Linked DNA regions of Homo sapiens: regions 2, 3 and 4 are each linked to region 1. A link is a loop called in an ENCODE intact Hi-C map of the cell type or tissue named here. Cell type or tissue: MCF 10A. All regions are shown on one strand. Links, peaks and the distances in the headings refer to the core of each region. The heading gives the core; the rest is flanking DNA.

Evidence for each region. A loop is a pair of places that touch in the nucleus more often than their neighbours do. Peaks named below come from ENCODE experiments on the same cell type or tissue, not always from the same donor. Only the 100,000 strongest peaks of a DNase experiment are listed, where the experiment ranks them.
Region 2: a loop joins it to region 1, with 4 times the contacts of the local background. A loop is called at or near these places in 2 of 110 quality-filtered maps.
Region 3: a loop joins it to region 1, with 2.5 times the contacts of the local background. A loop is called at or near these places in 4 of 110 quality-filtered maps.
Region 4: it touches region 1 in a loop (4-fold over the local background); 12 of 110 quality-filtered maps call a loop at or near these places.

What each region holds. Positions count from the first base shown.
Region 1 is chr1:230,306,836-230,314,918 of GRCh38, reverse strand. It overlaps PGBD5 (piggyBac transposable element derived 5), which reads left to right. Exons shown (of 7, transcript NM_001258311.2): 7 at 1-429. It also overlaps the pseudogene LOC124904587. Among named protein-coding and RNA genes, the nearest start is that of PGBD5, 120 kb to the left of the region's middle. In MCF 10A, for the core only: a CTCF peak has its summit at 4,142 (motif pointing right); a DNase peak (open chromatin) is centred at 4,178.
Region 2 is chr1:229,577,872-229,585,954 of GRCh38, reverse strand. No RefSeq gene overlaps it. Among named protein-coding and RNA genes, the nearest start is that of ABCB10, 23 kb to the right of the region's middle. In MCF 10A, for the core only: no CTCF peak of the experiment used is centred there; a DNase peak (open chromatin) is centred at 3,574.
Region 3 is chr1:229,884,274-229,892,356 of GRCh38, reverse strand. It overlaps LINC01682 (long intergenic non-protein coding RNA 1682), which reads left to right and starts at 6,539. Exons shown (of 2, transcript NR_146476.1): 1 at 6,539-6,817. In MCF 10A, for the core only: no CTCF peak of the experiment used is centred there; a DNase peak (open chromatin) is centred at 4,766.
Region 4 is chr1:229,837,710-229,845,792 of GRCh38, reverse strand. All of the region lies in intron 3 of LOC105373162 (a long non-coding RNA gene), which reads left to right. Among named protein-coding and RNA genes, the nearest start is that of LINC01682, 44 kb to the left of the region's middle. In MCF 10A, for the core only: no CTCF peak of the experiment used is centred there; DNase peaks (open chromatin) are centred at 1,802 and 4,412.

The DNA.
Region 1 (8,083 bases), core at 1,233-6,232:
ATCCGTGTCAAAGAAGCTGGAAAGACTGCTATTCATTGTGAGAATTTTGTTTCCACTGCTACATTACATTGTTTCTTCTTGTTTTCCCTTCCAATTTCCAGTTAAGAATCTTTCACAGAAAATTTTTAATTTTATCACAAACTGCACAGATATCACACAGCTGCACCCCCATTTGGTGACACAAAGCATACCCTTCTGTGAAGATTTTCACTTTACGCCAAGGCATGATTGTCACTTTACGCCAAGGCAATAAATTTTTACAAATTTTGTATAACAGGAGCTGAATTCTGGGTTCTCAAATGTGAAATGTGGCAAAAAAAAAAAAAAAAAAAAAAAAGATTTAATTCAAGCATTTTGTCATGTGGTTCTTATTTCTTCAACCAAGTTTGTTTACAGTCACTGCCTTTGAAATACAGTCAAATACATCTGTTTGCTTCTCTCTGGTGGTTTTTCTTTGTGGGTGGCTGATGAGGGAGGGAGGATACAGGACAGGACGCTCATGAAAGTATGATGGGGTCTGTTGCTGGAAATGAATAGCAAGGGAGGTCGGCCAGGCCTGAGAAACCCACCGCCGGGCTCTCTGGAAGATGAAGAGGGAATGACAGGGCAGGGGGGTCTTCAGGGGGTTCAGGCCTGTGCTAACACCTTAGCTTCCTCAACCCTGCCCCCGATCCTGGGAAAAGTCAAGGGGATCCCCAAAGCGGTCTTCCTCGTCTCCCCTTCCATCTTCCCTCCACCGTCAGACTGGATTCTGCAGCCTGTAGCTGCAGCCTGTATTGGCTGCTGTTATTACCACAGCCCTAAGGGCCTCCACCATTCTCCTCGCACTCCTCAAAAGGTTCCAGAATCTGGGGTGAGCGCTCTTGTCAGAAGCTGGAACAGGAGGAAGCAATGTTCAAGAGCACTGGTGTGTGCAGAATGCCAAGGACCCCAGGAGAGCTGCAACTGCCCGCTCGTGACTGTGGACGATCACCATGTCCCCAGCTCTGCCAGCAAATACCACCCAGTCAGATGCTTTCATGATTGCAGTTCAAAACGAAAACAAAAAGGGCACGATATTGGCTTTAGCAGCGTTATCCTGACAGTCACAATGTGGACATTGTTTTTCTTACCGTAGAAAATCTCTGTATAAAATGAGATGACGGATCCCACTTTCCAAGGTTGTTTTTTTTTTTAATCACAAATGATTTTGAGGGCTGAGCACAGTGGCTCACAGCTGCAATCCCAGCAGTTTAGGAGGCCAAGGCAGGAGGACCGCTTGAGGCCAGGAGCTTGAGACCAGCCTGGGCAACATAGTGAGACCCCATATCTACAAAACAGAGAAGATTTTGAGAAGCTTGTGCTTCTCCATCTAACATAGGAATTCAAGTGTTTTTACAGCACATTATAACAAACATGCCTTGTTTTTCTACAAGCCAAAAATAATTTTCAAACACTCTTAAAATGTTAACGATTTCAAATCTTTGCAGACCCTTTAGTAAGCACTAAATTTACCTTTACTTTTGTTGTGTTTATCCCTGATGTAATGATTTATTTTATAAAATCAGAGCCTTCCCTTTACCACTATCTTTTATATGATTTCCCCTCATTTTCTTTTCCACATTTCATGGCCTCTGACTCTGTCCTTTACAAATATCTATTCCTTCTCTTTCTCCCTCCCTCCTCTTCCTCCCTCTCTTCTTCCCTTCTCCTCTTCCCCTCCCCCACATTCCTTTGCTGAGCACAGATAATCCATGTCCCCAGATGTCCCCCTCTGGATGCCCGTCCCCTAGCCCATCACCTGGCATACAGGTTCTCCAGCCTCAGGGTTCCCACGGTGCACAGGGACCTTCCCCTCTCAACGGTAGTAGGGTGAGGACATAACCTTTTGTATCCAAGACATTTTGAGGGTAGAGACATCCATAACGAGGAAAAACTCCAACAAGGAGGATTCAAAAGACCGTTTATAGATGAATAGGATAATGGGATTTAGTTTACTGATCCCAGGGCCCAGCCTTCCCTGCCACATTGACTGAATGCTGATCACATCTCCCAGTGGTGCTGGGGCGCAGTAGCTCATGCCTATAATCCCAGCACTTTGGGAAGCCAAGGCAAGAGGATCACATGGGGCCAGGAGTTCCAAACCAACCTGGGAAACATAGTGAGACCCTGTCTCTGAGAAATAGAATTTAAAAATTTAGCTGGGCTGGGTGCTGTGGCTCACACCTGTAATCCCAGCACTTTGGGAGTCTGAGGTGGGTGGATTGCTTGAGGTCAGGAGTTCAAGACCAACGTGGCCAACATGGCAAAACCCTGTCTCTACTAAAAATACAAAAATTAGCTGGGCTTGGTGGCACACGCCTGTAATCCCAGCTACTAGGGAGGCTGAGGCAGGAGAATCACTTGCAGCCGGGACGTAAAGGTTGCAGTGAGCCGAGATAGCGCCATTGCACTCCAGCCTGGGTGACAGAGCAAGACTTCGTCTCCAAAAAAAAAAAAAAAAAAAAAATTAGCTGGGCATGGTGGCATGCACCTGCAGCCTGCAGTCCCAGTTACTTGGGAGGCTGAGGCAGAGGATCGCTCAAGCCCAGAAATTCAAGGCTGCAGTGAGCACTGATTGCACCACTGCACTTCAGCTTGGGCTGAAGGATCACTTTAGCCCAGGATCACTTTAGCCCAAACAAGACGCTGTTTGTTTGAAACAATAACAACAACAACAAAAACAAACAAACAAAAAAACAGAACCATCTCCCAGGGCTGTGGGCCTTTGGGGACATGCACAGGAATACACACAAAAAAAGACAAACATGTTCTAGTTTGAGCAGAAGAATAGTACAGGGCAAGTGGACTAAGTCATTCATTCAAAACACTTTAATTGAGCTCTTCCAAATCAGTAGGCACTATGCTAAACACTAAGGGTATAAGCAAGGACAGTCTTTGCCATCAAGGGCTGTCAAATAGTGGGAGAGACACAAACGCAATATCTCATGTGGCCAGAGTGATAATAGTATGTAAAAATTAATCAAGGAATGAAGCCCGTATTTTCCCAACCACAAATGGGGATACATGAATCATGTTCTGTCTCTGGGGCAGAATATTTTAAAAGTAATTGCTATGGGAGACTGACATGGCCAGAGAGAGGTCAGGTGTGGATGTTATTCTACAGAATGAGTAGACTCGTTTTTTGGAACAAACCCACGTGACACTAGCTGATTTAGAGCCAAAAAGCTCAGGGATTTGTCACTGGGAGGATCTTGGGCCAATAGACATGAGTCTGAAAATTCTGCCCAGGTTAAACCACCCTGACAGTACCAGGCAAGAGAATGTGAAGTCTATACACATTAAAAATTTCTGGTTCCAATTCCTGGGGAGGCTGGAGCAAGAGGATCACTTTAGCCCAGGTAGTCGAGGCTGCAGTGAGCTATGGTCACGCCACTGCACTCCAGCCTAGATAAGACACAGTGAGACCCTGCCTCTAAAACTTAAAAATTAAAAAAGAAACCTGCCTAAAGGAACAGTAACCAGTCTGGAGGGAGGAGGCTCTCGATCCCGAAGAAGCCAAAGGTAACTGGACACGAGATTTTTCTGTGCCAAGCATTTCCCAGTTAGGCTGTGGCTGATTCACCCTCTCTGTCCCCCTCTCACACTCTCCTCAGTCCCAGGAACTAGAAAAAGATGGAGAGCTGTCCTTCCCTGAGTCGCCCCAACCCTTAGCAGCAGTCTGACCTTATGCGGCCTGAGTGAGGCCCAATGCTGGTAGCGGCTCTGTTCACACTCACCCTCCAGCAAAGCAAACGTCGAGAGACCAGGAGAGGGGAGTCCAACCCCAAAAAGGAGAGCCAGTGCCTGCGAGAATAAGTGTGTTCATGGAGTTAACAGGATGGAATACTTCAAAATCCAGGATGCCCTGAAACTATATGTACATCTATTAGATATCAATTAAAAATTATCTTAATTAAAAAAAATAAAAATAAAAATCCAGGATTGTTGTCCTGGCATGGATGGAATGAAGAAGGGCCTAGGAGAGTGGGAAGGTGTAGGCAGATTTGTCTGATTTTAACAGAGTTAAAACGAAAAATATGTAATTAACAACCTGCTCCCAAACCAAATTTTCACCCTCCCCCTTTTCGGACTGTCCACCTTCTTTGAGATGAAGCCTTTCCCATGGCTGCCCAGCAGAGGGCAGCAGAGGACACCTTATGAGCCTCCGTCCCCTGCACACAATAGCGCATTCGTTCAACAAATGCCTTCGGAGTTTGGAGTGGACAGTGTTCCAGGCACTGTGGACACTGCCCTAAATAAGACAGACGAGGTCTCTGCTGGTCCAGAGCAAGGGGAGAGAACAATAAGCAAAGTCATGGAGACTATAGCACCGTAAAGTGATGGGGACAGGAATGGAAAAGGGGCTTGCTGATTCCACATTTCGGCTTCCAGCCAGTGTTTACCAGTACTTGTTAGGGGCCGGGCACTTCTGGGGACAGTCACCAACACAGAGGCCCCTGCCTTCATGGAGCTTACGTTCCACAGGAGGAGAGAGCACCATAAACACAAAAAGGGTCACAGAATCTTTTTTTTTTTCAAGACAGTTTCGCTCTTGTCCCCCCAGGTGGAGTGCAATGGCGCGATATCGACTTACTGCAACCTCCACCTCCCGGGTTCAAGTGATTCTCCTGCCTCAGCTTCCTGGATTCTCCTGCCTCAGCTTCCTGAGTAGCTGGGATTACAGGCACGTGCCACCACGCCTGGCTAATTTTTGTATATTTAGTAGAGACAGGGTTTCACCATGTTCACCAAGCTGGTCTCGAATTCCTGACTTCAGGTGATCCACCCGCCTTGGCCTCCCAAAGTGCTAGGATTATAGGCGTATGCCACCACACCCGGCCTCAGCAGAATCTTTTAAAGGACACCGAGTGTTACGGAAAAGGAAAACATAGAGCAGGATTTGGGGAGTGTCGGGGAGTGGGGAGCAGCAGGCTGGTGTAGCCACGCTCCCTGAGAGGCCAGATTGGAGCAAGGTCTGACAAGAGGGACTGCCAGGTGACTCCGAGGACCCACCACAGTCTGGTCCACAGCTGTTCTATGTTGGAATCACTGCGGGTGCCTGGGTTCCACCCGAGGCCTAGGTTGAGGACCTCTGGCCTAGAGCAAGGTTTCTGGGCAGCCCTGTCTCTCACCCCTTATGCCTTCCTCTCCATTTTACAAATGAGAATAGTGACGCTCAAACACGCTCACGCCTCCCTAAGTAAAGGACGGTCAGGATTTGAACCCAGAAGTATTTGAACCCAAAACTCCCATGTTTCCTCAGCATCACACCGTCTCCCAGACCACGTGACTCGTCTCTCTTTTGGAAAATATCTAGGAGCAAATGGCTCTTCCCGCCACTACACCCAACAAACATCTGGATTGTTCTGTGTCATTGGTTAACTTGCAGGGACACAGTCAAGGTGGTAAGGAGGTTGTGCCTCCTGACCCGGGACAGCTTAGCCTTCCCCTGACCCATAGGACGCTGTGGGTCACCAACAGGCAGCAGGGACACAGTGGAGCCACCCAAGCTTCTGAGGTCTTCCCTGCCTTGGACCTTTATTGCCTCCAATGCACAAGATGCCAGGGAGCTAAGGATGCGCTCTCAGAAGGAGGCGTGAGCTCCAAGATGGGGCGTCCAAGCCCACCTCCGGCCCAGTTGATGCTGGCAAAAAGACTTTAATTAATTTCTTTATTTTGGGGCACAATTCCAGCAAGCTTAATTGGGGAATTCATGTCTCACTTGCGAGCCTTTCCTTGGCCAATGTGGTGGCATGTGCGGGAGACTGGCGGCACCCACAGACTGCTGTGAGATGGCGAGAAGCAAAGCCGGGCTGGGGGCTGCAGGGCTCTCCGAGGACCCGCACCGCTTCTGGTGACTCTGGCCATGCCCAAGAAACCATGGGGCACGGAGCACAGGCGGCCTGGGGCCTTGTCAAGCCACAGTGCTGACTCCCAGTGTTTCGTGGTGCCCCGAGGGTTTCGCACTTGCCTTTTGATACCTGGACGACCTGGGCGTGCAGGTGGCACGCTCAAGACTGCATCTGTAGCCCTGAGTTCAGGTTCAGCCTCACCGCACATGCTCTGCACCCTAAAGGAGTCAACAGCCTTTCTGGGCCTCATTTCCCCTGCTATACAGTGGGCCTAAGAATACCTGCCTAGCTTTCTTCCCAGGGTCCTTGTGAGACATCAGGAACTGGAGTACCCAGGTACTAGAGTCCTCACTGAAAGCACCTCCTCTAGGGCCTGGGATTGCTGGGAGGTGCAGAGTAGATTTCGGGAGCCAGTCCTGGATCCCTCCTTCCTCCCGCCTCCCCACCCCTAGCCCTGCAGGGTTCAAGATCACTTAAACCTTAAGAAATCCCTCTCCTCTTAAATCTGTGTGTGCCACCAGCTGCCCCTCTTTGTGGAGGGTCCATCCTTCCTTTTGGTAATAAGGAACACTTGCTACTTAGTGATTCACTAATGCCTGCAAATCTCCTGGTTCAAGAGTAGGAGCTGAGAATTCGCTAGATATTCGGGAGAGGGGTACAGCACACCCAGCGGGCCCAAAGCTGACTGTCTGCGTCCGAGTGATTATCCAGGAGGCACTGCCTCCAAGTCAGACCAGAAGGCTTTGACTAGGTGTGATGACTAAGACTGTACCACAATAGGGAGTGGACATCAGGAAACACGACCTGGCTGCTGGCCACCTGGCAGCTGGCCACTGAGCAGGATGTTAGACTCCTCCAGTCACTGCTTGGCTCTTGCAAGTAAATCACAAGGTTCTTCTGCCTTTGCACAGGTCTAAACGCCAGGCAGACAGAGCGAGGAACAGGCCCCAGGGTGGTTAGCCCAAGAGGACTTTGCAGGGAGGATGGTGCATCTTTCTTTCTGAATGTTTTTTTGGTACGAGGGCAAACAGCATTCTTTCCAGAATGGTCCAGGTGAATCTTGCCAAGAAATAGCAGCCCAGATAGAGGGACCCCTCAGGGCTTCTGCATTATCTGAGGATTGGCTCCCACAGGAGGGGTGAGTTACAAATAATGGATTCTTCCTTTGCTCCTGCAGACAGTAGACTTGATTGACATTGTGATCAAGTGCCTGCTGGAAGGAACCCCAGGCAGCAGGCACTGCTTCCCCTGATGGGATCTGAAGGACCCTGAGCATCCTCTCTACCCAAAAGAGACACTTACCACCACTGCCCCAACCTTAGATCCTCTCTGCTTTCACTCTCTAAGCCTCTCTTATTTAAAACTATCCCCAAAGGTAACATAGATGAACTTTCTTCTATTAACTGTTTAATGACAATTAGTTGCTTGCTGTCATTCATTTTCATTCACCTGGTTAGTCATTCAAGGAAGAAGCAGCTTTAACTATTTCCTGAATGCCAGCATGCCGTGACCAGTAAGACCCAGGCAGAGGCAGAAATGATTGGCTAGAGTGTGCTGCGGTGAGTTCCAGGGGGGTGACCAGAAGACAACTAGGACTTGAGGGAAGCTGAGCCAGCCAGGAAAGTGGAGGGAGGGAAGGCCTTCGACATAGACAGGGAGTGAGCTAAGGTGTTGGGAGGGAGCCAATGAATGAATGGGGTTGGGTGGTGGGGGGAGTAGTTGGATACGAGTCAAAAAAGTGGATTAAGCCCCAGTGCTGAAGGGCCTCATGGGCAGGAAAATCATTATTTCTTCTGTAGGGCAGGAATTCAGGGCTCCACTTGTAAGGAAAATATTGTTTTGTGTATGTATATGTGACTTTCTTTTTCTTTCTGGCAAGAAGTCCATAGATTTCATCAGTTACAAAGGTTCCATCAACCTGCAACTGTTTAAGCTTAAGTGTCCTTGCCCCAGACTTTAAATTTTTCTTTCTCAGTAAACTAAGGGATGTTTACTGTAAAAGCATTGACTTGTTTGTGATGCTTCACGTTGGGCTAGAGGTGAGGTTTGGGGATACACCCTTGGAAGGCTGTATCAACTCTACTTACAGATGCTTTTGATGTCGTCCCCGTGATACCAACGAGTGAAACTCCCGTCATTGTAGATGACTGTCAATAAACATCCTTGCCTTTCCCATTTTGCTGTTGGCACAACCTGTTTTTTTGTTTTGT
Region 2 (8,083 bases), core at 1,127-6,126, 730 kb after region 1:
TGCCTCAGCCTCTCGAGTAGCTGGGATTACAGGCATGTGCCAACACGCTCAGCTAATTTTGTATTTTTAGTAGACACAGGGTTTTTCCATGTTGGTCAGGCTGGTCTTGAACTTCCGACCTCAGGTGATCCGCTCACCTCTGCCTCCCGAAGTGCTGGGATTACAGGTGTGAGCCACCGCGCCTGGCCGGAAATTTCTAAAGAAATGAAAAGGCACTAACCAAAAGGGAAAGATGGATTCAATTGTAAACCATCTCTTACTCAAAGACACCACAAAAAGAGTGAGAAGGCATGCTACAGAATGTGAAAAGACGCTTGTAAAACACAAGCAACAGCAAAGTAGTGTCTAGAGAGAGCAAGCCCAGTACGATGTGCTGTGGTTGTGGAATGCTCTGCAGGTCTGCTCCTTCCTGTAGAATGTGATGCAAGGAGGGGACTGTTATGTTGTTGTGTGCCTTCCTGTAGAATGTGACTGCAATAGAGGAATGTTCTACAGCTCTGTCCTGTCCTGTAGAATGTGATGTGAGGATGGGAATGTTCTGGAGTTCTGTCCTGTCCTGCAGAATGTGCCATGAGGATGGGAATGTTCTGTAATTTCTGCTGTCCAGCAAAATAGCCACTAGCCATGTGTAGCTACTGAGCACTTGAAATATTGCTCGTACAACTGAGCAACTGATTTTCTTATTTTATTCATTTAAATTTAACCACATTAGGCTGGTCACAGTGGTGCACACCTGTAATTTCAGCACTTTGGGAGGCCGAGGCGGGTGAATCACCTGAGGTTAGGAGTTCGAGACCAGCCTGGCCAACATGGTGAAACCCCAACTCCACCAAAAAATACAAAAATTAGCCAGGTATGGTGGCACATGCCTGTAGTCTCAGCTACTCAGGAGGCCGAGGCAGGAGGATCACTTGAACCCAAGAGGCAGAGGCTGCAGTGAGCTGAGATCACACCACTGCACCCCAGCATGGGCAACAGAACAGGACTCCATCTCAAAAAAAAAAAAAAAAAAAGAGTAAGAAGGAGATGAGGAGTGGAGAGAGGTTTTGGGGTTGCAGACAATTTCAGGCAGCTGAGGGGAGCAGAGATGAAGACATTACTGAAGGTGGTATGGAAGCAAGAAATAATTGTTCTGTCTGCTCATTGGTTTTGTTTGGTTTTATGTATTTGTTTTAATGAAGGTTCTAGAGCAGGGACTTTCACACTTGTAGACTTCAACCCACTTCAACCCACATTTGTAGACTTCAACCCACAGTAACAAATGTATTTCACACTGTGTCCTGACATACACATATGCTATGTTTACTGAATCTGAGACTCCTTTGATTAGAAGATGCGCCGTTATCTTATGTACCATTTTTTAAAACTGTCAATTAGATGATGAAGAATGCTTTCTCTTCACTTAGAAGTTAATTTTATTTTATGTCTGTGTTTGCTTTTTTTTTTTTTTTTAAGAGACAGGGCCTCACTAGATTGTCTAGGTTGGTCTCAAACTCCTAGGCTCAAGCACTCCTCCTGCCTCAGCCTCCTGAGTAGCTGGGACTACAGATGCACTCCAGCATACCCAGCTTATTTTATGCTTATTTAAAGCCCTTTCCTTTAGACCGTACATTGTTTTTATAATATAAGTGAAATCCACTAGTATTGGTATTCCTAAAACTTCTTCACACCAAGTCCAACTTTTTGAGTTGGTCGTCAGTGTCTAACTATTCCTCTCTGTGCTCCCCGAAACCTTGATCTTAGCAGAAGGTGTTAACAGAGACTTTCGTGCTTTATATTCCTTCCTTAAATTGTCATTCAATATTTTTCTGACCAAGCTGATGAAGAAGGCAGTGGTGCAGTCCTGCCACCTGGACTAACAACCCACTTCAAATGTCACAACCACCCTCTGGCAAGATGCCATCCCGTTATAAGTCCTATTCTCTCCTGATTTCAGAAATGTTCCCCCAAATTTTTAAATTACATATGAGGCTCAACAAAGGGTAGTATATAAGAAAACCATTTCTGGCCAGGTGCAGTGGCTCACACCTGTAATCCCAGCACTTTGGGAGGCTGGGGCGGGTGGATCACTTGAGGCCAGGAGTTCTAGACCAGCCTGGCCAACATGGTGAAACCCCGTCTCTACTAAAAATACAAAAATCAGCTGGGCACAGTGGTGCGCACCTGTAATACCAGCTACTTGGGAGGCTGAGGCATGAGAATCACTTGAACCCAGAAGACGGAGGTTGCAGTGAGCTGAGATTGTGCCACTGCACTCCAGCCTGGGCAACAGAGTGAGACTCTGTCTCAAAAAATATATAAATAAATAAATAAATAAACCATTTCTATGCGAGATGTACTGTGAAGTAAAATTTTTAATATTGGTCACTACCCACTAATTAATTCCATGGCTCACTAGTGAGGCCATTATTTGCAAGCTGGAAAGGGCAGTAGGGACCATCTGAATGCTGATAAGCTGTGTGCAAAGTGGGGACAAGAGGCTGGCAGTGGAGTAGACTGGGGTCAGAAGTCCTGGGGGCAGGCCTGGCCTTGAATTACCAAGGCTCTTCCTCAGTGTTCCATGTGGGAAGAAGGAAAGAAAAGAGACAGGGAGGTAGGTTGTAAATAAAAGAACAAGCTTATGAGCCCATTCAGTCTACACTCATTTTAGCCAATGTGGCTTATTTTGGTTCACTCAGATTAATACTTATGCATCAGGCTTTGTTCACAACACTGAGCTTTGATAACAGTCTTTTTTAAAACAAGAGGGTGAGACAGGCGTTGTGGCTCACACCTGAAATCCCAACACTTTGGGAGGGCAAGGTGAGTGGATCACTTGAGGCCAGGAGTTCGAGACCAGCCTGGCCAACATGGTGAAACCCCATCTCTACAAAAATTAGGTGTGGTAGTGCGTGCCTATAATCCCAGCTACTCAGGAGGCTGAGGCAAGAAAATCGCTTGAATCTGGGAGGTGGAGGATGCAGAGAGCCGAGATTGCGCCTTTGCACTCCAGCCTGGGTGACACAGTGAGACTGTGTCTCTAAATAAATAAATAAATAAATAAATAAATAAATAAACAAACAAACAAACAAGAAGGTGATGGACTCTAGAGAGCTCAACTGATGCAGGCTATTGTCTGGTAAAAATCACAGTAATTCTAACTCCTTTTGCCTGGACTTGATTTTCTCATAGCTCAGCAGCCTTTGCTGTCAATCTGGTCTAGGAAAAACCATAGTATGCACAATTTACTCTCTGCAGCATTGCAGACACTGAATTTAAATATTATGAAATGCACACATCTATAGAAAGAAAGCTGGGCTTTTTAGGGAGGAAGGGAGGGTGTTTTAGTTGGCTTGCTGAGTTTGGGCTGGTGCAGGGAGAGGGATCCAGTGTTTATTTGCAGAGTATGGAATGCTAAGGCCTGAGAGGTGACATGTGCTGTTGAATTCCAGCTCGAGTGAGATATGCCGTGGCATTGGGTAAGTCCTTGGCCTCCCTGAGCCTGTTGGCTCACCTATGAATGTGGACATATTTATACCTACCAGGTGTGTTGGCAAGAGTAAATGACATAAAGAATATAGGCCCCACCCACAGCACATACTCAATATTAATGTTTTCCTGCTTCACAATAACGCAATCATCTGGAGGAACTTCTTCAAAATATAGAGGTGGAACTGTGCCAGAACAGTGCAGGAGGAAGGAGAGCCTGCCGGGCTTGACTGGGTCCTCTCTGGGATTTTGCTCTCCTTCCCGACCTTCCTGGCTGAGATCCACCACCGTATTCACTCCTCTAGTCACCAGCTACGTCAGCCGCTCTGCTGGGCAGCAGGGATTCAAGAGCACAACCGGACCTGGCCTCTGGTTCCGCTAAGCTGCAGTCCAGCTCCCTCCTTTCCTTGACGCTTTGTTCTGCTTTTGGCTGTGCAAGAAGATGCTCAGTCTAAATTGACAGTGGGTTTGGGAGGTGGAGAGAGTTGTGATATTTTGAGAAATCAAGTGATAAAATGAAGGGAAATGGTTAAAATGGTAATTTGTATGTGATTATATTTTCCCAGGATAAAAAATTGAAGAAAAGATAAAGCACCCTTCATAGGTATGCATGTAGTTATTATGTAAAACCCTCTGCTTCCTTAGATCATATAAAAAATTAAATTCAAGTCTGAGGGAAGAAAATAATTGAAGTAGCATTTAAGAGGGTTAAACTTTAATAGTCAAATGACACCATAATGTAACTTAGAAATAGTAAGTGAAAAGTCTCATCTCTTACTAAAAATATAGGAAAGTCAGCAATTTTGCCTTGCGAAAACGTTAAATTTGGAAGGTCATTTGAGGTAATGAAAATTGATTTTGGTGATATTTGTTCAATACTGAATATATTTAAAACCATTGAGTTGTACTTTTTTGTTTGTTTGTTTGTTTGAGACAAGTTTCACTCTTGTTGCCCAGGCTGGAGTGCAATGATGCCATCTCGGCTCACTGCAACCTCTGGCTGCCAGGTTCAAGCAATTCTCCTGCCTCAGCCTCCCTAGTAGCTGGGATTACAGGCATGCACCCCCACACCCAGCTCATTTTTGTATTTTTAGTAGAGACAGGATTATGCCATGTTGATCAGGCTGGTCCTGAACTCCTGACCTCAGGTAATCCGCCCGCCTCAGCCTCCCAAAGTGCTGGGATTATAGGCGTGAGCCACTGTGCCTGGCCGAGTTGTACATTTTAAGAAGAGGAATTGTATGGTATGTGAATTCAATAAAGTCGTTACCCCCCAAAATTGAAAAAGTAAGATGCAACGGCCTATAATTGGCAGTAATTCAATAATGCTTATTGAATGATTGAGTAAATGAATGTGTGGCAAAAGATAGCTATTCATTCATGAAACAAAACTGCAGTCTGGGTTCCTTTTGACTTTGAGGAGACTTCAGCTCAACTGTCTGTAGGACTTTTAAGGATGAATTTATTGGAAGAGGGTCGCAAATATTAACTCAATGCACCAACTTTTGTGTTTTGAATTATTCTTGTTTCTTTTGATGTTTTTTAAAATGAGACTTATGCTCATAAAAGTGTATCCAAAATTTTTTTGAAAGGCAATTTTTAATGCCTACCTACTCCATGCCATAAAATGCTCTTTCTTGATTAAGCCAATATTACTGGATTTATCAATATTTCAAAGTTTGTGACTTTCTATAAAACAAAGTTCAAATCTGAATTAACTCACAGGTTGTTCCGATGGCTCATAAATTTATGTTGGTAAAATACTTTTGCCTCCCAGAATAAAACCAGGCCAGGTGCGGTGGCTGATGCCTGTAATCCCAGAACTTTGGGAGGATTGCTTGAGGCCGTGAGTTCGAGACCAGCCTGGGCAAAATAATGAAACCCTGTCTCTACAAAAAAAAAAAAAGAAAAAAAAAATTAAAAAATAGCCAGACATGGTGGCATGTGCCTATAGTCCCAGCTACTCAGGAGTTAGAAGTGGGAGTAGCATTTGAGCCCAGAAGTTCAAGGCTGCAGTGAGCCATGATTGTGCCACTGCACTCCAGCTTGTGCAACAGAGTGAGACCCTGTCTCTAAAAATAAAATTTAGATTTAAAAAAAGAAGAATAGGCCGGGCGTGGTGGCTCATGCCCGTAAACCCAGCACTTTGGGAGGCTGACTCAGGTGGATCGCCTGAGGTCAGGAGTTCGAGACCAGCCCAGCCATCATGGTGAAACCCTGTCTCTACTAAAAATACAAAAATTAGCTGGGCATGGTGGCAGGCGCCTATGATCTCAGCTACTCAGGAGGCTAAGGCAGGAGAATCATCACTTGAACCTGGGAGGCAGAGGTTGCAGTGAGCCGAGATCACGCCATTGCTCTCCAGCCCAGGCGACAAGAGTGCAACTCCAACTGAAAAAATAATAATAAATAAAACCATAGGTAAGTATAATGAGGGACAAGATACTGTAATTTCTGCTCAAGCTAAGAAGAAAAAGGTAAAGCAATTTGGGGAGATATCAAGCTATAAGTAAATGCCCAGAAACATAGTGTGCTGTACATGTAGTAATCTACTTCATGATCATTACCTTTGTTAAGGGCTCATTATATAAAGGCATAACAGAGAAATCAAAAACAAACAAACAAACCCCATCTCCCAAAAGACAGAAAACTGTCTCCTTAATTAGAAGCATTTCTCTTTAATTATAAACTTTTTTGAATCCTCAAAAAAAAAGTTCATGGATTTTGGTACTATTGAGAACCTGTCACAACCAAAGTTCAGCTCACTCTTCAGAGAGCCCTCTTTATTTCTTATCTTCCTCTCTTTCTCAGCCATTTCCCACATTGTTTTCAAGCTGTATGTCTTTTCTTTCCTGGCTGAGTTCCCAAGTCGTGATCATCGCTTAGTGTCTGACTTGAGACTCTGTTAGGGGTGGGGTCCTGCTGCCTGAAGCACAAAGCATGGCAGGGTCGGGTTCTGGCGTGTGGTTCCCAGCAAGGGCGCTGAAGACAGGCAGCTCTTCCCTGGCATTCTGCCCTAGCACAGAGTGCGCCATAGATCCCATGAATGGCTGTCCTGTGAACAATGAGAGGACAGAAGGGAGCTGTGCAGGCTTCCTTCCAGCTGCAGACGCCAAAGCATACAGAGGGCCTGCTGACTGCAGCTGGGGAGTCCTGAAATGGCCTTGCATTTATGTGAAGTGCTCATCCAAGCTGCGATCCATAACAGGGCCATTATAAGGACACCTGAGATTCTCTCATTTACTGCAGCACAGCCTCTTGCCAGTGTCTCTCATCCCGCTCTGCTGAGCTCTGAGCAATATTTAAATGAATTGGAGGCAGGCCAGGAGTTATTTTCCCTTCCCCTTTTCTCTATTTTCTGACTTCTTCTCTCAGGGCTTTCTGTTCTCATGACACAGTTTTTACAGCCAAAGGTCAGTACATTTCTTTTCAAAAGTCCCGTAGATCCGCCTTGCTCCTGGCATCCTTTCACCTTCTTATGAATGATGAAGGTGAAATAGAAAAGGTGAACCTTTGGAGAAGGAGGAAACACAATTTCTCCCCTGCGCTGCCAGACACTTCCTTTCATTTCTTTGCTGCCACACCGTGGCAGCAGATTTGCCCTTAGATTACAATCAATGTGAAGCTAAAACAAAGCTATAGTCAAATGCTAATAGATTCTTGGGCTCTGGGACATTTTCAGAGGGAGGGTGGGAGTAGACACAAGAAGAAATCAGGGTCTGGGCATGGTGGCTCACGCCTGTAATCCTAGGAATTTGGGAGGCCGAGGCGGGCGGATCACCTGAGGTCAGGGGTTCGAGACCAGCCTGGGCAACATGGCGAAACCCCACCTCCACTAAAAAAGTACAAAAATTAGCCAGGCATGGTGGTGCATGCCTGTAATCCCAGCTACTTGGGAGGCTGAGACAGAAGAATCGCTTGAAAACCCAGGAGGCGAAGGTTGCAGTGAGCTGAGATTATGCCACTGCACTCCAGCCTGGGTAACAGAGTGAGACTGAAGAAAGAGAAAGAAAGAAAAAGAAAAAGAGAAAGAAAGAAAAAAAGAAAGAAAGAAAGAAAGAAAGAAAGAGAGAAAGAGAAAAAGAGGGAGGGAGGGAAGGAAGGAAGCGAAGGAAGGACGGAAGGAAAAGAAAGAGGAAGGAAGGAAGGGAGGAAGGGAGGAAGGAAAGAGAAAGAAAAAGAAAAAAAGAAAGAAAGAGAAAGAAAGAAAAAAGAAAGAAAAGAGAAGAAAGGAAGGAAGGAGAAAAAGAAATCAGGGAATAATAAAAACTACCACTTGTAAAAATATATATTGTGTGCCAGGCATTGTGCTAGATACCAGAGATTCATTGATCAGTTAGGTAGAGGTGGTGTTCACCTGATAACTCCATTTTTCAGTGAATAGATGCCTTGCTCATAGTGGGGACTCAACATCATTGAATGGAAATGTTTGCTAGTAGGTTGAACATCAGCAATGTTTGCTCTAGATTCTCCTGCTTGTGTGTGCAATAGTTTAAGAAATTCCTTTGGACAGTAATACCATGGATCTAGCCTCTTAATGAAGAATACCCAAAGTACTCCTGGCAGAGAAACTGGCAATCACTTTGGGTGGTGGAGCATAGCCTCCTACCTCTAG
Region 3 (8,083 bases), core at 1,963-6,962, 420 kb after region 1:
GCAATTGAAGTACCTAAACAAGGAAATAAAATATATTAAATTTATAAATCTTACTTTAAATGTTTGAATGAGTTAAATAACTCCGTTTGTATTGGGACCAAACTCTTTAACTCTTTAAGACTGCCTTAAATCATTTTGTTAAAAATCTTAGATTGATTTCCACTTCTATGTAGAGAGTTAGAAAGTATATCACCTCTACCCTAACAACAAGAATATGACAAATGAAATACAAAATGATAATGTTCCTTGAACTCATCAGAGGACTGACATCACAGGGCAACTAAGCAACTAGAATTCCAAAGAAGGACAAGCCCCTCCAAAGACAGGAAGCATGAGGGCAGGCTCATCAGTGTCAGAGCAGGGGAGACCAGCACAGACACCTTACAAGCAGGTAAGGCAAAGTCAGCTAAAATGCCAGTTGGTTGGAAGAGACCAGAAACAGTGGAAGCCAGAAGGCAATGGAAGGCTTTTAAAGTCCTGATAGACATTTTCTGTTGGTAGAGATTTCCACACCTAACAAATATACATTTTTAAATGGAGGTGAAATAAAGACTTTTTTCAGGCAAATAAATGCCGAGAGAACTCATTGTTAGCAGCCCTCATCTGTAAGAAATATTAAAGGAAGTTTTTCAGACAGAAGGAGTATGATGCCAGTCAGAAACTTAGATTTATACAAAGAAACGAACTTCAGAAATGGTGAATATAAAGGTCATTTTTGCCTATTACTAATTGCCTTAAAAAATACTTGACTATTTGCAGGGATTGATAAACTTTCTTTCAATAGAGGACCACATAGTAGATACCTTAGGCTTTGTGGGCCCGTGGTCTCTATTGCAACCATTCAACTCTGCCATTGTAGCCTGAAGGCAGCCATGCAAACAAATGGCTATATTCCAATAAAACTTTATTTACAATAACCGGTGGCAGGCTGGAATTGGCACAATCACAAATCAGTGTGCCTATCACTGGCCTAAAGCAAAAATGCTCACAAAGTACTCTACTCTAGGATTTATGACAACAATAAGAAAACATATGGCAGTATACTTTGTAAAGTTCTTGCACTTCAAATGAAATGGCATAATATTTGAAGTTAGACTGTGATAAATAAATATGTACACAGTAAACTCTAAAGCAACTAAAAATAAAAAGAATAGTATAACTAATAAACTGAGTATAGAGCTAAAATGAAAACATAGAATGCTTAATCTGAAAAGCAGGTAAAAAAAGAAGAAAAAGGCAACGAGAAACATGTGAGTCTAATAGAAAACAACTAGCAAAATGGTAGATTTAAATCTACCATTATAAATATTTGTACTGATACAAACCATGTCAATACGTATGTCACATGTAAATGGTCTAAACACCCAAATTAAAAGGCAGAGATTGTCATATTGAATTTTTTTAAAAAAAACTGTATGCTGTTTACAAGAAATATACTTTTAATATAAAGAAAAAATTTAAAAGTAAAAACATGGAAAATGATATATTATGAAATCACCAATCAAAAGAATGTTGGAGTAACTTTGTTAGTATCAGACAAAGTAGACTCTGGAACAAAGAATTAATACCAGGGATCAAAAGTAACATTACATAAAGGTGTCAATTCACTGAGGAAGGAAAGCTTTTAGATTCTCTGGGTCCCATTCAAAACTGGAAGCCAGTAAATGAGTTAGAATAGTATTTCTAAGTGTGGTATATGCTATCTTCAAAATCTGAAGTGTTCTAAAAAGTGTTATGCCTTTGTCTTACAGCTTGTAGGGGCTATCCTGAAATGCCCTTAATCATCGGACCTCTAAAAACTTTGCCAAAGTAGCAGGTCCCTGAAGATTTTAGAGTGTATCTCCTACGCTCTGATGCATATAAATCCTACCAGGGTATTCAGAATACTTACCATTTCCTGTTAACTGGGTTTGCTTACCATCATGTCCTCAATATGGTGGACTAACAGAATGTTCTGCAGAATATCTAGACAACCAAAGTCCTTTGAATTGTATTTTGACAAACAATAGGAAATTCACAGAGCTCTAGGCCAATGCTGTGAATGTATGTTGTTTTCTATTCCTAGTAAAGGCAAGTTGCTTCTGATCCTCTCTCCTAATAGAAATTTAAGAAAATGCATCTGCCATGGCCAGGCATGGTGGCTCATGCCTGTAATCCCAGCACTTTGGGAGGCCAAGGTGGGCAGATAATCTGAGGTCAGGAGTTCAAGACCAATCTGGCCAACGTGTTGAAACCTCGTCTGTACTAAAAATACAAAAATTAGCCAGGCATGGTGGCACGTGCCTGTAATCCCAGCTACTCTGGTGGCTGAGGCATGAGAATTGCTTGAACCCAGGAGGCGGAGGTTGCAGTGAGCCAAGATCATGCTAGTGCACTCTCCAGCCTGAGCTACAGAGCGAGACTCTTGTCTCAAGGAGAGAGAGAGAGAGAGAGAGAGAGACAGAGAGAGAGAGAGAGAGAAAATGCTTCTGGCAGATTATTATACTTGGTGATAGATGTCGTGTTGATCTATTCCAGCACTCATAACTGTGGCTACCACTTGGTTAATTTGTCAGTAGTCCATCTTCATCTGCAATGCACCATTTCATTTTTGTGTGGTGGGACTAGTAAATTATTTAGGGATATGATGGGGACCACCATAAAGTCTGCCTTCCTTGAGCCTTGGAGGGTGGCGTTCTAATCCAGAAAGAGGCAGTATTTCTGATTTTCTATCTTGGCTGGGGTGAGGAATTTTTGAGAACTTCCACTAGGCATTTCGTAGCATCATGGCTCTTATTTTATAACAGGTTCTCCCACTGTTAAGTATGTCTATTTCGATTATGAACTCAGAGACCAGGAAAATGAACAGCAGCTAGGGCATAGATCCATTGGCCTCACTATGAGACTGATTTGAAGCCAGGACTTTCCTCATATCAACAGAGGGTGTTATTATGGCACTGGTCCCATCGTGTCAGCTTTAGCTCAGATCTTGTGTCCACAGCTCTTCAAAGATCTGAGTCCTCAGAAGAAATGTCCATAGATCTTTTTGGTAATAGATAGGGGGTATCACTACTGTGTATGCTTAATGTGGCAATACAAGGTCATTTCTCAGGGGTACCCAGCCTCTCTTTCAATACAGGCTCTGGGTCTGATAAGTGGCTCAGGTCTGGAAACTGGGCAAGGGATCAAGATTTTTCATTGCAGCAGCTGACATCAGCCTTCTGCTCATCAGCTTTTGATCTTTAGTTACATAGTTCAAACAATATGTTCCAGTCTCACTGCTAGGAACACCACAGTCTATTAGTTACTACTCCCTGATTCCTGCAGATAAGAACCCAGATTGTCCTTCTAACTTTGCTGCTGTTACAATCATTTGTCTACTTTGCCTTTGATGGGTAAGTGCTGCCAACTGTGCTGTGCCCTTCTTGAATCCCATCATACCCAATGACACTAAGAGGGAGCCCAGACCCATAGCAGCCTAGAAAGGTCAATCACCGGAAGTTTCTCAACAATGTTGATGGCCACCTCACTGACGTATTCCTTATATTGCTAATGGAGAGCAAACCCTCTGGGCTCTCCCAGAGCTGGCTAATTGGCAGATTCTCTGGTCTTACATAGTAAATCTATTTTTGTATGCCTACCTCGCTAGACACTCTACCCTTTCTGCTGCAAAGTTCTGGCATTAACAAGAGGTCATTATTGTTTCCAAGCTGTAAGGCACTATCTTGGCAGTGCATCAGGACTGGCTTAGGTGTTCTTGCCAGGACACTACATCCTGAGCCACAGGAGACAGCCCACATATCCATAAACTCTCCTTCAGTCCAGCATTCTCAAAATTCAGCCCCAAACATGTCTTCCTGGGTCATGTTGGTACACATTAGCTAGATGTTACATCCCTTTCTGAAACGATGACAGTAATTCTCTCATCGGGCATTCCAAGGCATGTACCAATTATTGGCCTAAACAGGGATTGGCAAACTATGGCCCATGTGTCAAATATTGTGTGTTTTTTGTAAATAAAGTTTTATTGAAATACCCATTCATTTACATATTGTCTATGCTGCCTTTGTGATACAATGGAAGAGTTGAATCATTATGGCAAACACTGTACAGACCACAAAGCCTAAATTTTTTGCTGTCTCTTTACAAAATAAGTCTGCTGACCCCTGGTCTAGAAGCTGTGAGGGCTGGTGGAGGAAATCTTGAGAAGGGTACTCATCATCTCAGAAAGCCTCTGCCTCAAGTGAGGGCTTTGTATGGTCTTGGGGTAAGGGAAGGCTTTTTCTCTCTACAAGGGAAGTGGGCCACTTCTGCAAGCCGAGAGAGTTCCAGGGAATCTGAGGATTGAAGGTTCTCAAGCACATCTACCTGAAAGTCCTCATTTCAGGTCCTCAGGTCTCTTCCTCCTTATCAGCCCCTTGACTTTGACACAGAACATTTGCTGGAGCCACAAATTCAGACTTTGCTATTCTTTTATCAGATCATAAGCTTAATTTTCAGCAGGATGTGCCATCCAGTTACAGAGCCTTGTTAATTGGTAGATTCTCTGGTCTTACATAATAAATCTATTTTTGTATGCCTACCTTGCTAGACATTCTACCCTTTTTGCTGCCAAGGCAGTTTTGGCATTAACAGGAGGTCATTATTGTTTGCAAGCTGTAAGGCACTATCTTGGCAGTGCATTAGGACTGGCTCTAGCTGTTACATGCTGTCATAGAGATTTTCTGGCTTCTAATTCTGTGCTTACTTTGGTTGTTAGCTGACTCAGCCTGGCCTATTTTCTCCCTTCAGGGCATTGATGCACCTAACAATCATCTCCACCGCACTTGTATGTGCTGTCACCACCATAGCTCTCAAATGCTAGTGATATTATTGCACAAGCTGGTGCGTCCTCTAGCACCTGCACTTCTTCCTGTATCAACCAGGCTCCAGCCCAGCCAGGAGTTTTAAACCACATTAGTTATTTTTACAGAGAGAATTTAATACCAAGAATTGAGGAACCAGACAGGTCTAAATGGGCACATTGAGATAGGGTGAACAACCATCCCAGTTTGCCCAGGACTGTTCTAGTTTTAGCACTTAAAGCACTGTGCTCTGGGAAAAACTTTAGTCTCAGGCAGAGCAGGACTGCTGGCCACCCTCACTGAGGTATCACAGAGATGGTAACGGCAGGATGCAGCTCTCATCCCAGTACTGGGGGGCACACAGGAAAGAGTTTTGTCTAAGTAGAGGGCACCAGCTAACTGGTGCTTGTATCCCTGAGGGGTGCCATGAAGCTGGTTTGGGCAAAGCCATTAACTGGAACCAATTGTTGCTATTGGAACCAAGTGTTGTGAGTGCAAAGGTGATGCATCATTGCTGGGATGAGCCTGACACCAGAGGAAGGGAGGAGATGAGAAGGAGCATGTCCCTTCTTTCTTCTCTAGCCTCCAGTTTTCCTCCAGCTTCCCGTTGCCCCCCGCCCCAGAGCCTAACTGGGAGCCACTGGCAGGGCAGAAATGTGGTAGGTGGGAATTCCTAGCCGCAGCATCAGAGAGCAGTGTACCAAAGACCCGCATCCACCCTGGCATTCCGGCTGCTTACTGGGTGGAGCTGCAGTAGCTTATTCACCAAGTGAAGACATTCTTAACAGTCACGATGCATGCCAAGGGGTCATCACCACCCACTTACCACCGAAAACCGGGGCCTTGTTGCCCTCTGAGCAGCAAAGGATCCAAGAGCAGAATCCCACAAAACTCTGCTACCAAGACCCCTTCAAACTCTAGCTGTCTTAGTTTGGGGGGCCCCCAAAGCAGATCCCAAGGCAAAGATTTGAGCACAGTGATTTATTTGGGAGGTGGATGGGGCAAATAAAGATACATTATTGAGCCAGCTAGCACCACAGGAGACTGTAGGGTTGGTCTGGGCTGGGTCCAAGTGGGCTGCTTTAGAATCCAGATGACGGAGCTGGGGGAAAGAAGCACATTCCCCATTTCTTCAAGAAACTCAGCCTACCTGCAGGAATGCAGGGAGCACCTCAGAGGCTTTAGACCGTGGTGGGGAACCCCACGCAGGCTGCACCTAAGGCAGGGACACGCAGTTCACATCTGCCACAGCTGTGATGAGGGGCCTCCACTGGATATCTGGCCATGGCACACAGCGGCCACCACCAAAAGGGCAGGAGGAGGGAGACATGAGATCTGAAGTCAGCTTGAGTGAGGAGCCTGAGATGCTGAAGAAATCGGGAGAACGTGGCGGGTAGTGGGCAATGCCTTAGTTTGAGTTACCCCCAGAAGCAATCCCTGGGAAAGGACACAAGCACATGTTGCTTCCTTGGGAGGTAAAGGAAAACATCATTAGGGGAGTAGTGAAATGAGACAGGAAAGGGGATGTGGCCGGTACAGGGTGTGTTATCACAGCAGCCATGGCTGTGGGTAACAGGAGCCTAATGCCACAGGGAGCTGGAAGCCAGCAGAACACACATACCTTGTGGGTGGGAGAAGCTTCAGTGTTTCCGTGCAGGATTCAAAGATTGCTTCTCTCATTAATTCTCCTCCTGGACTGCCTTGCCTGAGGGCAGAATGACCTTCTGTGGCTACAGAGAAAGGCTTCAGGCAAAGAGATGCAGCTCTGGGCCCCAGAGTCCGCTGGAGCACACTGAAGCTGGAGCACACTGAAGTGGAAGATGGGGCTGCAGACAGAGACTGGGCAGCCTCTGCTCCAGGGAGGCCCGAGAGCCAGAGAGCAGATTCCATAAGAAGAATAACTCCCATTCCTCATGCATGAGACCCTCTGCTAAATGCTTCCTGTGCACCACCTCCAGAAATCCTCCCAAGCCAGGACACCAGCAGTATTACAGGTGGAATATCCCTTATCCGACATGCTTGGGTCCACAAGTGTTTTGGATTTTTTCAGATTTTGGAATATTTGCGTATATATAATGAGATATCTTGGGGATGGGACTGAAGTCCAAACATGAAATTCATTTATGTTTCATATACACCTTATATGCAGCACATAGCCCAAAAGTGATTTTGTGTAATATTTTAAATACTTTAGTGCATGAAACATAGTTGTGACTATAACCTGTCACATGAAACCAGGTTGGAATTTTCCACTGGTGGTGTCATGTTGATGCTCAAAAAGTTTTGGATTTTGGAGCATTTTCGATTTCGGATTTCTAGAGTAGGGATGCTCAACTGTATTATTATTTTCATTTTACAGGTAAGAAAATGGAGGCTCCCAGAGATTTGACAACCTGCCCGCAGCAATGACCAAATCAGACTTGGTGCTAAGTCTGCACCTCCCCAAAGTCAGTGTGTTTGTATGCTCTGCTGCCACTGCCCCCCGCTGGCCCTGCACATGATGTGAACCATCAGGCAGACCTGGAGTTCTGTCTCCTGGGTGGGCTGCTTGCCAACACCAGGGTGGCTGGCCCCTGCCTGTGTCAGGTCCTGCAGTGTTGACTCTCTTCGTGTGATGTTGGGCAGGTGGAGCTGGTTGTGCTGAGCCTGAGGAAACATCCAATGTGCCAAACTTTCTTGTGTGTTTCCCTCTGCTGGTTATTTAGTAAGCCCAGGAAAAGAGCAAATCCTGCCCCCAACAGATGATCCTCTCGATGAGAGTGGTTATGGTGATGATGCCAGCATGCAGTGGGGAGATTCGACTTTTCGAGATTCTTCCAGCCCTTTGCTTCCCACATTTCATAATGCTTGATGGCAACAGCTCTGCTGACTGTTTGGGAAAAAGACAATACTTATGTCCCTTTTAGAGACACTTTACTCAGTCCCTCCCGCAATGCTTAGTACGCAGAGAAAATAGTAAAATTAACCCGATTTGCTCATCACTCAGTTTTGGCCGTTATCAACTAATGGCCACTCTAGTTTCTACTGGGGTCCCATATACTCTGCCTGTCCCCTGATTATTTAGGTGCTAATCCCAACATTGTATCCTTTTGATGCGTTCCAAAGCAAAAATATTGATTCCTAAGCTACCCTTGTGAATTTTCTGATTCAGGAGGTCAGGAATGGGGCCTGGGAATCTACACGTATTTTCGATTCTCCAGGTCTGGGAACCTACAGTATAAAGGAATGAGCATGGACTTTAAGAAAGTCTGAGTTTGAGT
Region 4 (8,083 bases), core at 1,392-6,391, 470 kb after region 1:
ACTCTATGAATGGCCTCAAAACTTCCAAGACAAATATCTACATAAAGTAATCCCAAGTTGGCGCTTCCCCAGATCTTGGCAAAGGAAAGTGTCAATTCCCAATTCTCTCTGCAAAACACAACTCTAAGAAGTACAAGGGACTTGAGCTCCCAGTCAAAAGTCACTAAATATATGAGGAAGTAAGTCACCATGAGAAAGTCAGCAGAAGCTACAAACCACAAAATAAGTACTGCAAAAACAACAGGTATGGCAATCATCAGATACAGAAAAAAAAAAATCTATTATTACATTTAAAGAAATACCAGGGAATTTCAGAAAAATATCTAAGTGAAGAACAAAAGACTATAAAATCACTAGGTAGATCCTAAAAGTACCAAGCAAAACTTCTAAAAAGGGAAAATATAATTGATATTAGAAACTCAATGAATGACTTAAATAACGTATCAGATTCAAAGAGAAAATTGGTGAACTGGAAAGTAAATATTAAGAAATAGCACACAAAATGAGACAAACAGAGAACATGAAAAAGAGGTATCAACGGAAATAAATCACCAAGAAAGAAGACCCAAAATATATGTTTTTAGAACATCAGAAGAACATAATAGAAACAGCAGAGAAAAGCCACACTTTGTAGAAATAATGACCAACAAATTTCTAGAATTGATGAAAGACACCAATCCTTAGATTCAGCAACACCAAGGAATCTCAAGAACAATAAACAATAAGAAATGAACACTCAGTCTGCAAAACTCTAAACAGTGCCTGTGAAGCAGAATAACATACATCAGTATCAATCCCTGTGAGGGGAACACTGTGTACCTGTTGCTAATCCTAGAGGAACACTCAAAAGTCCTTGCATTTTCTGCTAAGGTTCCTAGATATGGCAGGCTTCCAGGTCTAGCAGGAGGTTTTGCACTAGCCCGGCTGTCCCAGTGAGTCTGGTGAGATGGAACTGTCACACAAGTCAGGCAAAGCAGATTTACAACTCACAGGTGAGCAGCAAAGATAAACAGAAGCCGAGGATCCATGGCAAACCAGTCCCTCGGGTTCAGGAAAGCTGCCCAGGGCAGATGGAGTCTTGTCTACACGTGCCTCACTTCGCATCCCAGCCGAGAGACCCTGAAAGGGCTGTGTTTTGGTTTTTATACCCCAGGGGCAACATGGTTTGCTGAGCCCAAGCTTTGCAGGATATCCTGTTCTAGGAAGATGTCCTGGATGGATAAATCCCAGCCTGTTTCAGATGGTTCCTGCTTATCTCAGGGTGTTGCATTCTCAGTACCTTCTCTCTGAGAATTGCAGGCAAGAGGGGAGAGAGCTGGGTTGGCCAAGAAAAATTTGGAGATTTGCCTCCTGCCATGCCTTCCCTCCACACCAAAGACACTAAAAGCACTAAAAGTCGATGGAAAGAAAAGCAGATTATCAACAAAAAGAATGACAATTTCATAAAATCAACAGCAGTAATGGTATCCAGAAAACAATACAACAATATTTTCAATATCCTAAGGGAAAGTTCTGGTTTTACGAGACTGCATAGGCTAATAACAACTGAGCCAAGATATCACCGACTTTTTACACAAAGATTTATTTTATGTTTGTCCAAAATCTCCTATTAATCAAGTGACTCTCCAGGACATTGTGTACCATACAGTGAGTGACTCATCAATCCAGGCTGCCTACATCTTGAGGCTCCACCATCTCAACACATGGCCTGCAGAATCACCAGAGAAGGAGAAGAGCTAAAGGGTCATGCTGGAGATGCTCACTGTGCCTCAGTCCAGAAATGACACCTGTGGCTCCGGCTCCCAGTCCATCAGCCAGAGTGACTCACAGGGCTCCACCCAGCTGCAAGGGAAGATGTTGCAGGGGAGGGGAAGAGCATGTGAATGTTCAGGAAGCACTGAAACTCCTGCCACTCTTCCAAGGACAAAGGCAAAGTAAAAACATATACTGATAAACCAAAACTGTTAGAATCTGTTACCAACTGATTCTCATGAAAGGAACTTCTTTAATAAGACAGCATTTAGGAATAGGGAAAATGATCCCTCCCACCAAAAGGTCGGAGGTGCAAAAAAAAGATGGTGAACAAAGAAATGGCAGCCATGTGAAAATTAAGTAATTACTGACTGTATCAAACAATAGCAATGATACTCAATTTGTAGGATTAAGAAAAAGCTCAAGCTGGAAACGAAATTCTAGACAAAAGCAGCATAATCCTGGAGGGATATGACTAACAGTACAGTGTTTTATGGTCCTTTTACTGTTCTAGAGGACTCTGTCAAGTTAAATATAGATATTAAAATATCTAGGGTAACCACCAAAATAACAGAACTAAAATGCATAATTTTCAAACTTTTAGAGGGAGGAAAAAGTGAAATGAGAGAAGAATAATTCAATCAGTCCAATAAAAGACAAGAAAGGATGAGGGCAGGGGGAATGGAGAGACAAGATAGGACAGGAGTACAAAATAAAATCATATGAATAAATAAAATTATTTTAAAATTATGGTTTTTTTATTTTTCTTATATAAATGAATAAAATTATATCAATAATTGAAACAAGTGTAAATGGGCCAAACTCTTAAACTAATAAGCAAAGATTATCATTCTTGTTTTCCTAAGTCCAGCAATACACTATCTATAAGAGCTGTATCTAATCACAATGAGTAAACACTTACGTGGTCCTCACCATGTGCCAAGCACTGTTCTGTTCTGACTACGCCGTATTTATCTATTTAATCTTCCCAATAGCCCAGTGAGACAGAGACTGTTTTGATAAGAAAAGTAAATCATAAGGACACTGTGGGAGGCCACGGCAGGCTGATTGCTTGAGCCTAGAAGTTCAAGACCAGCCTAGGCTACATGGCAAAACCCCATCTCTCCAAAAAAATACAAAAATTGGCCAGGCGTGGTGGCATGTGCCTATAGTCCCAGCTACTTGGGAGGCTGAGTTGGCAGAATCGCCTGAGCTTGGGAAGTTGAGGCTGCAGAGAGCCGTGACCATGCAGCTACACTGCAGCCTGGGCAACAGAGTGAGACCCTGTCTCAAAAAATAATAATAATAATAAAAGTTAATCATAAGGAAGTGAAATAATTTGCCTGAGATTAAATAACTAATGAGAGTGTGATTTGAACCCAGGAAGGCCCCTCCTAGAGCCCATACATTTAGCCTTTGTATTACACCACCTCTTAACCCCAGAAAGGGTGAAAACGAAGTAACACTGAAAGATATACCAGGTAATATTAACCAAAAGAAAGCTGACATCATGACATTTATATCAGACTTTAAGGAGAAAAGCATTATCAGCAATAAAGAGATAAAAAAATAAAGATCACAAGAAGATTTAATAATTCCGGGCTGGGCATGGTGGCTCACACCTGTAATCCCAGCACTGTGGGAGGCCAAGGTGGGCGGATCACTTGAGGTCAGGAGTTCAAGACCAGCCTGGCTGAAATGGTGAAACCCCATCTCTACTAAAATTCAGAAATTAGCCAGGCAACATGGCGGGTACCTGTAATCCCAGCTACTCGGGAGGCTTGAGGCAGGAGAATCACTTGAACCTGAGAGGCGGAGACTGCAGTGAGCTGAGATCGTGCCATTGCACTCCAGCCTGGGTGACAGAGTGAGACTCCATCTCAAAAATAATAATAATAATAATAATTCCAAACTTCTATGCCCTTTATAACATAACTTCAGAATACATAGATTATCCAGTCTGTCCCTGGATCTAAGGGAAAGAAAAGAGCATAGAGTAAAAATGGACAAAACTACAAAGAGAGGTTGACAAATACACTATCACAGTGAGATTCTTTAACATACCTCTCTCAGTAGACAGAAAACCAATAAGGCTATAGAACATTTGAACAAGCTTGATCTGTTGGAGACATATGAAACATAGCACCCAACAACTCAAGAATACAAATGCTTTTCCATGTATATATGGAACATTCATAAAAATTAATCACATACTAGAACAATAAAACACAAAGAACAAATTTCAAAGCATTATCCAAACCATGGTTTCTGATCACAATGCAACTACCTTAGAAATCAATAATAATAATACACAGCTAAAAATAGTGGTTTGACCAGAGGGTAGACAATTCAGATGAAGAATGTGCCAAGTTAAACTAAGAAAGTAGCACTAGGAATAGAAAAAAAAAAGAGGATGGATTCTATAGATATGTCTAATATTGGCAAAGAAGGAGTTGAGGAGATTGCCAAGGATTATAGCTCAGACAACTGGAGGTTGGCAGCAGAGCCACTAATCAAGAAGTGGGGAAATCTGCGAAAGAAGAACGTGTGAGGGAAGAAGTGAAAGTGATATCAGCTACTGCAAGGAGTTGAAACAGGATGAGGGCTAGAAAACAGGACATTAGCCCTGCCTTCAGCGAAACTAATTTCATCAGTGCATAAAGCCGTGGGTGCCAAATCCAGACAGGACTTGTTTGAGGAGTGAACCGGAGGCAAGGAATGAGTCAGTAAGTGTGGATCTCCCTTTTAAGAAAGTTAACAAGGAAATAATTTAATAAGGAATTGTATAAGAATTTCTTTCTTTTCTTTTCTTTTCTTTTTTTTTTTTTTTGAGACACAGTCTCACTCTGTGGCCCAGGCTGGAGTGCAGTGGCACAATCTCGGCTCACTGAAACCTCCGCCTCCCAGGCTCAAGCGATTCTCCTGCCTCAGCCTCCCGAGTAGCTGGGGTTACAGGCATGTGCCACCATGCCCGGCTAATTTATGTATGTATATATATATATATTTTTTTTTTAGTAGAGACTGGGTTTCACCATGTTACCCAGGCTGGTCTCAAACTCCTGAGCTCAAGTGATCTGCCCACCTTGGCCTCCCAAAGTGCTGCCCACCTTGGCTCCCAAAGCATAAACCACCACACCCAGCCAGGAATTATATAAGAAATGTAATAAGGAAAGAGGGATATGGGAAGAGTCAGAATGCTAAAGAGGGAAGGATTTATTGTGTTTTCTAATTAATATTTAGAAAATAGATTTGGGGGTACAAGTGCAGCTTTGTTACATAGATATATTGTGTAGTGGTGAAGTCTGGGCTTTCACTGTAACCCTCGCCCAACAGTGTACACTGTACTCATTAGGTCCTTTTTCATCCCTCACCTCCACCACCCTCCCACCCTTCCGAGTCTCCAATGTCTATTATTCCATACTCTATTTCCACATGTACACATTTGGATACACATTTAGCTCCCACTTACAAGTGAGAACATGCAGTATTTGACTCTGTTTCTGAGTTATTTCACTTAAGATGATGGCCTCCAGTTCGATTTATGTTGCTGCAAAAGATATGTTATTCTTTTTTGTGGCTGAGTACTATTCCATGACACACGCAGACACACACACACACACACACACACACACACACTCATCACATTTTCTTTATCCAGTCATCCATTGATGGACACTTAGGTTGATTCCATATTTTTGCTATTGTGATTAATGCTGCAATAAACATATGAGTGCAGGTATCTTTTTGATATAATGATTTCTTTCCCTTTGGGCAGATACCCAGTAGTGGGATTCCTGGATTAAATGGTAGTTCTATTTTTAGTTCTTTGAAACATCTCCATACTATTTTCCATAGGGGTTGTACTGATTTACCTTCCCACCAGTAGTGTACAAGCATTCTCTTTTCTGTTTCCTCACCAGCATCTGTTATTTTTTGACTTTGTCATAATTGCCTCTGTTTGTGTTAAACGGGAAGACTTGAGAGAGTCAAAAGTAAAATAACTATGTACACAGCCACTAGGGGCTTCAGTGATCCCCTCCAACAGCTGCCCTCCATCATGACTGCATGCCACCCTGCTCACCGCCCTTTAATTCTTGTGGGGTTGTGGGGCTGGAGAGATGCTGCTGAGCCTGTTCCTGTCCTCTACCATCCCCAAACCCGATTACCAGCCCCTTCCCCTTCAACAGCTCCCTGCCCTTTCTAAATCCCAATGCTGGAGTCATGCCAACACTGGTGACAACCCCCAAGTTGAATAAAAATTGAGAGAACTGTAGTTCTCAGTTGCAAGGAAAAGAAAAGCCCCAGAGTAAGACGGGGTGTGGTGAGGTACCGGACAGAAGGAAGGTGGGTGCATCGTATCCTTGGGAAGACGCATTGCTCTTTCTGGTCCCAAATGATTGGTCTTTCTAAAAACTACTGCGGGATTGAATGGGTTGTGGTGGGATGGGACAATAAAATTCTCATTTTAACATATGCAGGCAACTTGAAAATGGTATTGTATCGGAGCCAAGCATGGGCTCTCGCTAAAATTAAGGATGCACGTATTAGACTTCTTCTTTTGTAGTAGCAGGATGTTAGGAACAAGCACAATGCCTTGGAGGATAATGAAAGTACAGTGTGCAGAAGAGGAACCTGAAATTGTTATAATTATCATGGTAATTGTTAGTCAACCTCCTAAAGCAGGAACACAATGGAGCCAAATTATGTTACCTTCAAGTGATGATCTGGTTCCTTTCCCATTTCTTTGTTTCATTGTTTCCTCCCCAAGTCCCCTATTCTGGTGTTCCCTCCCGCTCCCTGGCCGACTCAGACCTTCTCCTCCGTGCTCCTTGTGCCCTTGCCTTTGTCAGGGATGGCTCACAAACTATTTTAATAATGTTTTTCTTATTAAAATTTAATATATGTGCATTGTGCACATTTTATAAAATATGTTTATCGTAGAAAAGTAAAAAGAAGAAAATAACAATCATCTATAATCCTGACCACCCAGAGATACTCACTGAGTGTTAACATTTTCATGTATGTAATTCTCTTCTTTCTTATGTGTACTCTCTCTATACCTATACGTATATGTCTATATATAAAACTTTATTAACATAATAGCTGGCACCAGAATTGCTCTTCAGAAGATACCTGACTTTGGTTGGAAAGATGCTTAGATAAATACTTGCCATAGTTAAAAGTTGAGAGAGTCCCAAATTACCCCCACATCTGAGAGCCAATGGGGGAAGATCCTGTAAATATCCCAGGGAAAGGAATTCATTGTTTCCAGAGGGGCGAGGGAGAGGGAAGGGAAAACAGAGAGGGGGACGAGTGGAATGGCACAAAGCTGTGCACTTCATTATGTGACTTCTTCATGCCCCCTCCCCCCACACCCCCGCAATCCTCAATGAAGTTTGCTGAGCTCAGGAAAGCCTGGTGTAAGTGACTTCCATGTTGTGGAAATAAAAGAAGGGGCTGAATCCATATCATAAGCAGTGGTTGAGGCAGCCCTTGAGGAAGATGGAATCGCAGAAGCAAAGGAGATCAGAAAGATGTAAGACTCTGCACCAGCCTGCACCCTAGAAATTAGAGGAAATCTCAAAAAGAGAGTAGGGCCTCATGGGAATTTCATTCAGCATTCAGCAGACAGAAAGGCCAGTTGCCAACTTCGAATTACACACACACGCACATGCTCGCACACGCATACACACATGCACGCAGAGCCAGAAACCTCTCCCTTTTTTTTTTTTTTAAAAAAGGACCATATTACTTATAATTGATATAATTTACAAATCGTGATGATTAGTCTTGCTTCACCTATGCACAAATACCCTGTGATCCAAGTATATACTTCACCTGGTAGTGCCAAACCAGAAAAATGACCATGCAAGTCGCTGAAACCATGCAAAGCCATCATCTCAGTAATCAATGGGAGAAATTATTACTGTCTTACGGCTTTTAAAAACTCCCCTGCTGTCAGTTATAAATAGACAGGGAAATTAAAAGCTAGTAAAACGAATAGTTATTTAGTACACTATAATTTAAACATTAGAAACATTCAAAATTAAAGTGTTTTATTTCTTTGTAAAAAAAATACTAAGAGGTGTTTGAACAGTGGCTGCCTTCTTCTTATCATAAAGCTTACAATACTGAGTGAGCCTCTTTTTTATGCCTTGGCAAAGCATCCTACTCCTTTATAAGTCTGGATCTGTTTCCAATATTTTATCCTCAGTGCTTTCAATGTCATGGAATATCTCGGAGAGTTCCATTAACATTAAATTTTTTGCTGATGCCACTTTCTTGGTTTTTCTATTCTCTGAACTTTTAATATACAATTTATATAGAGTAG